Regions from separate parts of the Homo sapiens genome. Here region 2 is linked to region 1. A link is an interaction called in ENCODE POLR2A ChIA-PET data of the cell type or tissue named here. Cell type or tissue: A673. All regions are shown on one strand. Links, peaks and the distances in the headings refer to the core of each region. The heading gives the core; the rest is flanking DNA. Region 1 overlaps BAHCC1 (BAH domain and coiled-coil containing 1). Region 2 has its middle 9.4 kb from the start of RENO1.

What was found. ChIA-PET counts read pairs that join two places held together with the same protein. Peaks named below come from ENCODE experiments on the same cell type or tissue, not always from the same donor. Only the 100,000 strongest peaks of a DNase experiment are listed, where the experiment ranks them.
Region 2: POLR2A ChIA-PET joins it to region 1 with 5 read pairs; 10 of 35 experiments call an interaction of 5 or more read pairs at or near these places.

Annotation. Positions count from the first base shown.
Region 1 is chr17:81,417,671-81,422,049 of GRCh38, reverse strand. The region is part of intron 2 of BAHCC1 (BAH domain and coiled-coil containing 1); the gene reads right to left. Among named protein-coding and RNA genes, the nearest start is that of MIR4740, 19 kb to the right of the region's middle. RefSeq lists an enhancer at 4,245-4,379. In A673, for the core only: no CTCF peak of the experiment used is centred there; DNase peaks (open chromatin) are centred at 2,469 and 3,229; H3K4me3 peaks cover 618 bases; H3K27ac peaks cover 4,000 bases.
Region 2 is chr17:81,353,217-81,357,595 of GRCh38, reverse strand. No RefSeq gene overlaps it. Among named protein-coding and RNA genes, the nearest start is that of RENO1, 9.4 kb to the right of the region's middle. In A673, for the core only: no CTCF peak of the experiment used is centred there; no DNase peak of the experiment used is centred there.

The DNA.
Region 1 (4,379 bases), core at 273-4,272:
ACAAAGTGCGACTCCGCCTCCAAGAAAAAAAAAAATCACGAGAGGAAGCGGAGTCACCCGAGACCCCGGCCCTGAGGCCCTCGCATGAGCGTTCTGGGACCACTTCTGGGCACAGCTGCAAATACCCTTCTCCAGTATCACATGGGGTCGCATGCTGCACCCCAATTCCGTGCCCAGGCATCCTGCGTACTGAGCCTACCATGAGAGACCCTACCATCCCCCCCAAGGGACTGGGGTGGCCTCTTGCTTCTGGAAATCCTGGCTCTGGCGGCAGCTGCTGCCAGGGCGTCTCACTGGCTGCTCAGCAGGCCAGCACCTCGGAGACGGGACCAGGCAGGGGAAGAGCCTCTGCCCGGCATCCCCCTTGCCCCGTGAGCAGGGGCCCTGCACACGGCTGGGGGCTCTCAGATGCTTACTCTAAAGGCGTGGATTTCTCCCCCACTGTCCTGGCCTTGGCTTGAAACTTGGAAGCAGATTCTGCAGGCCCTGCCAGGTGGTCACTACTGTGGTGACCCCTGCGAGTGTGGGGGACGGGACTGCCGGCCACCTGAGGCCCTCCCTATCCCACTCAGCTCCCGAGGAGCCCGGGAAACCCCAGGACAGAGCATCACGCCTCTACTGTCACCCCCGCCTCCCGGTGTTTGGGGATGGCACCGTGACTGGCCAGCAGAGCCGTGGGCAGACCAGGCTGCCACCTCCCCAGCCCCCCCGCCGACCAGTGGCCAACCCCAGACAGAGCCTGTGCCTCAGCTGCCTGGGAGCCGAGTGTAGCCTGGGCTCCAGCCAGGGCCAGACCGTGTGGGCCAAGGCCAGCCGGGAACCGGGCTGAGGGCTCTTTCCTCTTGGCAAAGGAAGTGCTGTGGTTACCAGCCCAGGCGGAGGCAGCTGGGGGCCAGGGAGGGGGTCTTGACCTAGACCTCCTCAGACCAAGTGCCCCATCCTGGCACTGCCTGCAGTGGCACCTCCCCTACCTGGGGCTTCAGACTCATGTGACGTAGTGCCATCATGCTCCCAAGGTCGGTCGTGGGCCCGCCATGGGGCTGGTAAGAGATGGAGCATGACCAAGTCTAAGTTGCTGGTCCAGGCCCATAGCCCCAAGTGCTCCGCTGGGGGCTGAACACGGCCTGTCCCCACCCGCGTGCATGGTCAGGGCACCCTGGCCCCACACAGAGCCTGCCTGGGGCCGCTCTGCCAGGCTTCCCATCAGCTCTCATCACAGGAGGCAGCATGAGTTTAGGATGTTCCTGGGGAAGGGACAGTAAGCGGGATGCGGTGTCAGCGGGGCCACCGAGGACTGCACACTGGCCTCCAGTTGGCTGCCCCCACTGCCCAGCCGGCCCAGGCCGGGTTTGCAGCTCTAGATCCAGACCGGGCTCTGGCCCCAGCTCCAGGGCCACCTCAGCTCTGCCCAAGATGCTGTAGAGGCCTGGCTTGGGCGGCCGGCTAGCTGAGGAAATGGTTTCGGGAGACAGCAACACCAGGAGGGCTGTGGCCACCCCCAGGTGGCTCAGGTCCTCGGGCACAGCCCCATCCCTGGGAGGCCAGTCTGACCCGGAGCCCAAGGTCCAGCCAACTAGACCAGGAGGCAGGCTGTGCCTGGACCTGCTGTCCCAGGGTGGCCCAGCAGCGGGAAGACTGGGGAACAGCTGCACAACAGCTGGGCTGGAGTCTCGGTGCCCAGTGAGCCTGGCCCCGGCCCAGGGGTGCTGTGTGGGGAGGCCGGCACACAGTAGGTGAGAGCTGGCCACATGGGCTTACAGCAGAGGTGGCCCTAAGTGGCCAGGACAGCCGATGGGAACTAGCCTGCCTCCTGCCAACCTGTCTTCCAGGCTCCTTGCCATGGATGGCTAAGAAGGGCAACACATGCTGGGCAGCCTGAGGGGTACAGAGCATGCTGGGGCCCTGGAGCCCAGGACTCCCCGGAGAGCCACTCCCTCTGTAAGGGTCGGTCCAGCAGCCGTGCCAGCAGCCCCCATCCAGGGTCCCGAGGACCCACACAGCAGAGGCTGGGCCTGGGCAATCGGATGGCCAGGTGCCCACTGTGCCCCACCCCACTCTCCTGCCAGGCTGACCCTGCTCCGCCCTGTGGCACCAGACTGAAGGCAGACGGAACAAGAGGACGGCAGGGCCCGGGAGCCGGGAGAGGCGGGCGCGGAGCCGGCAGAGCGAGCATTTGTTTTGAGTTAAGTGAGCCGCCGAGACAGCATCCTCCTTTTCTGGAAACTGTGAAATGGGTTGTAAAAAAAAAAAAAAAAAAAAACGCCTCGTTGAGATGGCGGCAGCTCCAGAGAAGCAGCGAGGCCCTTCCCAGGCTCCCGGCTCCCGCTGCTTCCGGAAGCCCAGCTGCCGGGCTGCTGGCATGGGCCTCCCCGGCTCCGAGTCTGGCGGCTGCACCCGCCGCCTGCGTCAGCTCCCACCCCCGACCCACACCCACTCAGGCTCCCCTCTTCCCTCGGCACTGGCTTCCGCTCCACACCTTCCCCGCTCCCCACAGGGCCCGCCCAGGCGGGGGACACCAGGAGTGGCTGGGAACGGAGTGATGGGCGGTCCCAAGCACACTTCCCACGAGCCAGGCTCCCAAGGGAGCTGTGCAGGACGGGAGGGGAGGCAGGAAGGAGGAGCAGCCCCCCTGCTGGCCCTGCCCCACATTCCTCATTCCGGGAAAGCGCGGGGAGGAAGCCGCCCTGCACAGGTTCCTGCGTGGATGCAGAGGGGAGGTGCAGCCTGCTTGGAGGCAGGGGTGTAGCATCTGACCATTTGGCTGCCCAGAAAGAGGAATGAGGGACGGGGTGGGGAGACCAGGCTCTGCCTGGGGTGAGAGGCCACTCTGGGACCTCCGCCCGCACCAGGAGACCAGAAGCTGCTGTGGCAGGGGCTAGAGGCCCAGCCACATGCCACCCCAGTGTGCAGATGTGGCTGGGAGACAGGCAGGTGCATGCTGGGTGTGCAGGTGTTTGCAGGCTCAACCCCCAGATACAACCCAGTGATGCTTCCCCCACCCTGGCTGCAATCACTAGTGGTCCAGACTCGAGATGTGGGGTGCACCTCACACTTGCACACACTCACACTTGCACACACTCACACTTGCACAGAGGCAGGGGAGGGACTGTGTGTGACTCACGGGGTGTGTCTGTGCAAACCTGTCTCTGGGCATATGCACGTGACTATGGGTGTACACACAAGGTCTGACTGTGCTACATGTCTGGGATGAGTGGCTACACACACACACACACACACACGTACACACACACACGCACACACGTACACACACACGTACACACACGTACACACACACACGTCTGTGGGTGTGCGCACCTTGGCAGACTCTGTTCTCGGGCATGGGAGCCACACAGCTGGGCAAGTCCTCAAAGATGCTGCTTCCCAGGGCTCAGGCCTCCACCAGACTTATCCACTTACTGACCTGAACCTTGGCAAGGGCTCTTGGCCTCCGCTGTGCAAAAGGTGGCATTGAAGCGGCACCGGGATGAACAGCTGCCCTGGGTCGGGGCATGTCCCGGCCCACTGGTGGTAGAGGGGGGCCTCAGATCTCCATCAAGTTGCAGCTCCAGCCCCCCAGCCCACTGCTGCATGGGAACCAGACCCTGACCCGGCACAGCTGCTCAGTTCTGAGCTGCGTCTCCTGGGGCAGTGAGACCCCAGACCCTAAAGTGGCCCTTGGGAGTCTTGTAGATTCTGGCGGGCAGCCAACAGGTCACGTGGCCAGGCCCAGCTCCCCTCTGTGGTGGAGAAGCAGGACCCAATGTTTCTCGGGCTGTCCTGGAACCCTCTCCAATCTGAAGCCCTCTCCAGGGCCCGCAAACTGTCCAGATTCGGGGCGGCGCTCTGTCCCGACTGCACACCTGCTGCCACCAGATGTCCGTCTGTCCAGCACTGCTCCCTCCACACCTGGTGGACACGGGGCCCGCCCTGCTTACTGTTGCCTCTTCTGCCCCCACAGCCTGGAAGTGTCTGAGGGTGCCTTGGCCCCCTGGGGCCACCAAACCTCCCCACCACCTGTGGCTCCACGAAGGCAGCTGGACAAGTGGAGACTGAGGCGGGCACAGGGAGAAAGGAGTAACAGAGAAAAACGAGGTGCGAAAGGATGGGAAGCAGTGTGGGGGCAGCGAGGGAGGGGCTGCAGGGAAGGCCAAGAGCATGCAGCCATGGGCTCAGCCCGGGACCTGCAGCAGCCTGTGGGAGGGGCGCCCGCCCAGGAACAGGAGCACGTCACCCGGGAAGCCCCTTGGCTGGCTCAGGAGAACCTTCCAGAAGCCTGCGCTGGCCCAGAGGCAGCGTCTCTCAGGCCTTAATAGGAAAACTCTGTGGTTGCTGTGTACCCAACCCAATCAGCGTGGAAACGGCCCGGAGGTGATGATGAC
Region 2 (4,379 bases), core at 117-4,116, 64 kb after region 1:
CTGTAAACCCAGCACTTTGGGAGGCCGAGGCGGGCAGATCACGAGGTCAACAGATCGAGACCAGCCTGGCCAACATGATGAAACCCCGTCTCTATTAAAAATACAAACAAACTTGTAATCCCAGCACTTTGGGAGGCCAAGGCGGGCGGATCACGAGGTCAGGAGATCGAGACCAGCCTGGCCAACATGGTGAAACCACATCTCTACTAAAAATACAAAAGTTAGCTGGGCTTGGTGGTGCATGCCTGTAGTCCCAGCTACTTGGGAGGCTGAGGCAGGAGAATCACTTGAACCCGGGAGATGGAGGTTACAGTGAGCCGAGATCACGCCATTGCACTCCAGCCTGGGTAACACAGCGAAACTCCGTCTTAAAAAAAAAAAAATACAAACAGGCCGGGCGCGGTGGCTCGCGTCTGTAATCCCAGCACTTTGGGAGGCCGAGGCAGGCGGATCACGAGGTCAGGAGATCGAGACCATCCTGGCTAACACGATGAAACCCCGTCTCTACTAAAAATACAAAAAATTAGCCGGGTGTGGTGGCGGGCGCCTGTAGTCCCAGCTACTCGGGAGGCTGAGGCAGGAGAGTGGCGTGAACCCGGGAGGTGGAGCTGGCAGTGGGCCAAGATGGCGTCACTGCACTCCAGCCTGGGTGACAGAGCGAGACTCCATCTCAAAAAATAAAATAAAAATAAAAATACAAACAATTAGCTGGGCGTGGTGGCGCATGCATCAAACAAAACAAAACAAAACAAAAAAACGCCACCAGGCCCACATGGTCTCAAATAATTTTTTTTTTTTTTTTGAGATGGAATCTCGCTCTGTCGCCCAGGCTGGTGTGCCGTGGCGTGATCTTGGCTCACTGCAAGCTCCGCCTCCCGGGTTCAAGTGATTCTCTGTCTTCAGCCTGCCAAGTAGCTGGGACTACAGGTGCCCACCACTGCACTGGGCTAATTTTTTGGTTTTTTAGTAGAGATGGGGTTTCACCATGTTAGCCAAGATGGTCTCGATCTCCTGACCTTGTGATCCACCCACCTCTGCCTCCGAAATTGCTGGGATTACAGGCGTGAGCCACCGCGCCCGGCCGACCAGGCTGGTCTTGAACTCCTGGCCTCAAGCAGTCCTCCCGCCCTCCCAAAGTGTTGGGAGAGATTACAGGCGTGAGCCACTGCACCTGGCTCTTACTCTTAATTTCCAAGTGATCTCATTATAGTCAAAGAATGTGAACGGTATGGTTTCTGCTTGTAACCTATTGAGATTTATCTGTTTTTTTTTTTTTGAGACAGAGTTTCACTCTTGCTGCCCAGGCTGGAGTGCAATGGCGCGATCTCGGCTCACGGCAACCTCCGCCTCCCGGATTCAAGCGATTCTTCTGCTTCAGCCTCCCGAGTAGCTAGGATTACAGGCATGCACCACCAAGCCTGGCTAATTTTGTATTTCTTTTCAGTAGAGACGGGGTTTCTCCACGTTGGTCAGGCTGGTCTCGAACTCTTGACCTCAGGTGATCCATCAGCCGTGGCCTCCCAAAGTGCTGGAATTACAGGTGTGAGCCACCACACCCGACCTGAGATTTCTTTTGTGGTCCAATAAATGATCAATTCTGGGGACTGATTTATGTGTGAAAATAATATAGTCTCTGTTCACTGATTATAAAGTTCCATTATATAGATCTGTTGGATCAAGTTTGTTATTTGTTTTTCTTTTTTTTCTTTTCTTTTTTTCTCTTTTTTTTTTTTTTTGAGATGGAGTCTCTCTCTGCAGCCCAGGCTGGAGTGCAGTGGGACAATCTTGGCTCACTGCAAGCTCTGCCTCCTGGGTTCACGCCATTCTCCTGCCTCAGCCTCCCGAGTAGCTGGGACTACAGGCGCCTGCCACCATGCCTAGCTAATTTTTTTTTTTTTGTATTTTTTAGTAGAGACGGGGTTTCACCCTGTTAGCCAGGATGGTGTCCATCTCCTGACCTCATGATCCGCCCGCCTTGGCCTCCTAAAGTGCTGGGATTACAGGCGTGAGCCACCGCGCCCGGCCTATTTGTGCTTTTCAAATCTATTATATCCCTAATTGCTTTGGGTCCGCTTGGTGTCTCAATGTCTGAGACCAAATGTGGATTTATTAATAGTGTACTTCTATAATTTTTTGCTCTGTTTTGAAGATATGTTGGTTGGTCCACAGTAGTTCACAATTGGTGTGGCCGACTCTGTAGAAAGAGGCTTGTCACCTACTCCCACCCTTCTCTTTGCCTTCCTCTTCTCTACTCAAGGGAAATGCCCAGATTCCTGGTCTCCCTCACAGATAGGGGTGTCCACATAACCTGGTTCTGGCCAAGGAGATGTAGGCAGAAAGAGAGAAGCTTTGTGGGGATGGCCTGTTGCCTCAGCTCTTCCTTCTTCTTCTGGAACAGGATATCATAACTAGGGGGGCGGCAACCATCCTGTAACCACGAGGACAGAAGCCGAAAGCCACCAAGAGACAGAACCCTTATCTGAGATGATGTCACCAGTGGCTGCATTCACCTTGGACTACTACCCCCTTCCATTGCACTGCGTGAGACAAACCCGTGCGCTGGGAAGTTTTCTGTCATTTGCAGCTGGTCGGTTACAGAAGCAGCCCATCCAGCTGGCGTATCTCTGTGAGGGTTGTAGCGGAAATCATATAGGTTTCTACCCATCCCATGTTTTTGGTCTTTATTTCTTTGGGTCTTTTATTAATATTACGATAGCTGCTCTTTTTTTGCTAGCATTTGTCTGTTTTTATTGAAGGATAATAAACATATATCAAAGTACGCCTATTTTCAATATACTGCCCTGTGAATGCTCACATAATGAACACACCCGTGCAGCCTACACCTAGGTCAAAAAACAGGACCTTTGTGTGGGGTGACTTTTTCCCTCTTTCCAGTTTCAGTGTTTCTGCAGTATCTTCTACTGGGAGGTGTGTGCAGGTCACAGAGCCTCTGCCTCAAACGGGCCTCCATGATCAAGAAGCAGAACGTTTCACAAGACTGAGGTGGGCAGGTGCAGGGGCAGCACTCAGAGGCCCCAGCGCCTCCTGGTCCTGAGTCCTTCCACCTCTCAGCTCTGACTCAGGACAGGAGCAAGTCAGCTGACAGGCGCTGCGGCAGAGGCAGGCGTCCCACTTACACCCGGGGGATCCAGAGGAAGGGGAGAGCATCTCCTTCAGCAGCCCTGGGGCACACGGCCCTTGTGTCCAGCGTGCAACTCTTGCCCCACATCCACCCATCCTGGCTGTGACCATGGTCACCGTGATTGACCCGGGCCCCACTTGGCACTGATGAAGTCTAAGGACCCCTTCTGAAAAGTGTTTTTTAAAATAAAGTATATAGGATTATAAAGAGAACCAATTACACTGCAATACAATAATAAATGTATATGAGTTTGCATATATATATATATATATATTTTTTTTTTTCTTGTCTTGCTTTCTTTCTTAATTTCTTTTTTGAGACAAGGTCTTGCTCTGTTGCCCAGGCTGGAGTGCAGTGGCACAATCATGGCTCACTGCAGCCTGGAACTCCTGGCCTCAAGCAATCCTCCTGCCTCAGCCGCCTAAGTATCTGGGACTACAGGCACGCACCACCATGCCTAGCTAATTTTTAAATTTTTTGTAGAGACACAGGGGCTCCCCATGTTGCCCACGCTGGTCTTGAATTCCTGGACTCAAGCAATCTTATTTCCGCAGCCTCCCAAAGCACTGGGATTACAGCATGAGCTACCACACCCTGCCCCTGCATATATTTTTTATACTTGTACACATTAATGCATATTAATTATACATATTAATGCATCACAAAAGTTCTGGTACATGCAATACATGTGTTTGTGATGAACAGAAACAGTATTTTGAGATATCTGTGGCCAGCTGCAGTGGCTGACGCCTATAATTCCAGCACTTTGGAGGCCGAGGCAGGTGGATTACTTGAGATCAGGAGTTTAAGACCAGCCTGGCTGGCTGGGCGTGGTGGCTCACGTCTGTAACCCCAGCACTCTGGGAGGCCGAGGTGGGCCGACCATGAGGTCAGGAGATCAAGACCATCCTGGCCAACATGGTGAAATCCCGTCTCTACTAAAAATACAAAAATAAGCCAGACGTGGTGGCGTGCGCCTATAGTCCCAGCTCCTTGGGAGGCTGAGACAGGAGAATCGCTTAAACCCGGGAGGCAGAGGTTGCAGTGAGCCGAGATGGCGCCACTGCACTCCAGCCTAGGCGACAGGGCAAGACTCCGTTTCCAAAAAAAGATATCTGCAACAATCGCAGCATGATTTGAGTCATTTTAGTTATTTTAGTTATGTCATACATTCATCACTGAAGGAAATGTCAAATTTTGGTTAGAGACCAGTGAAAATAAATAATGAGTTGGGGCT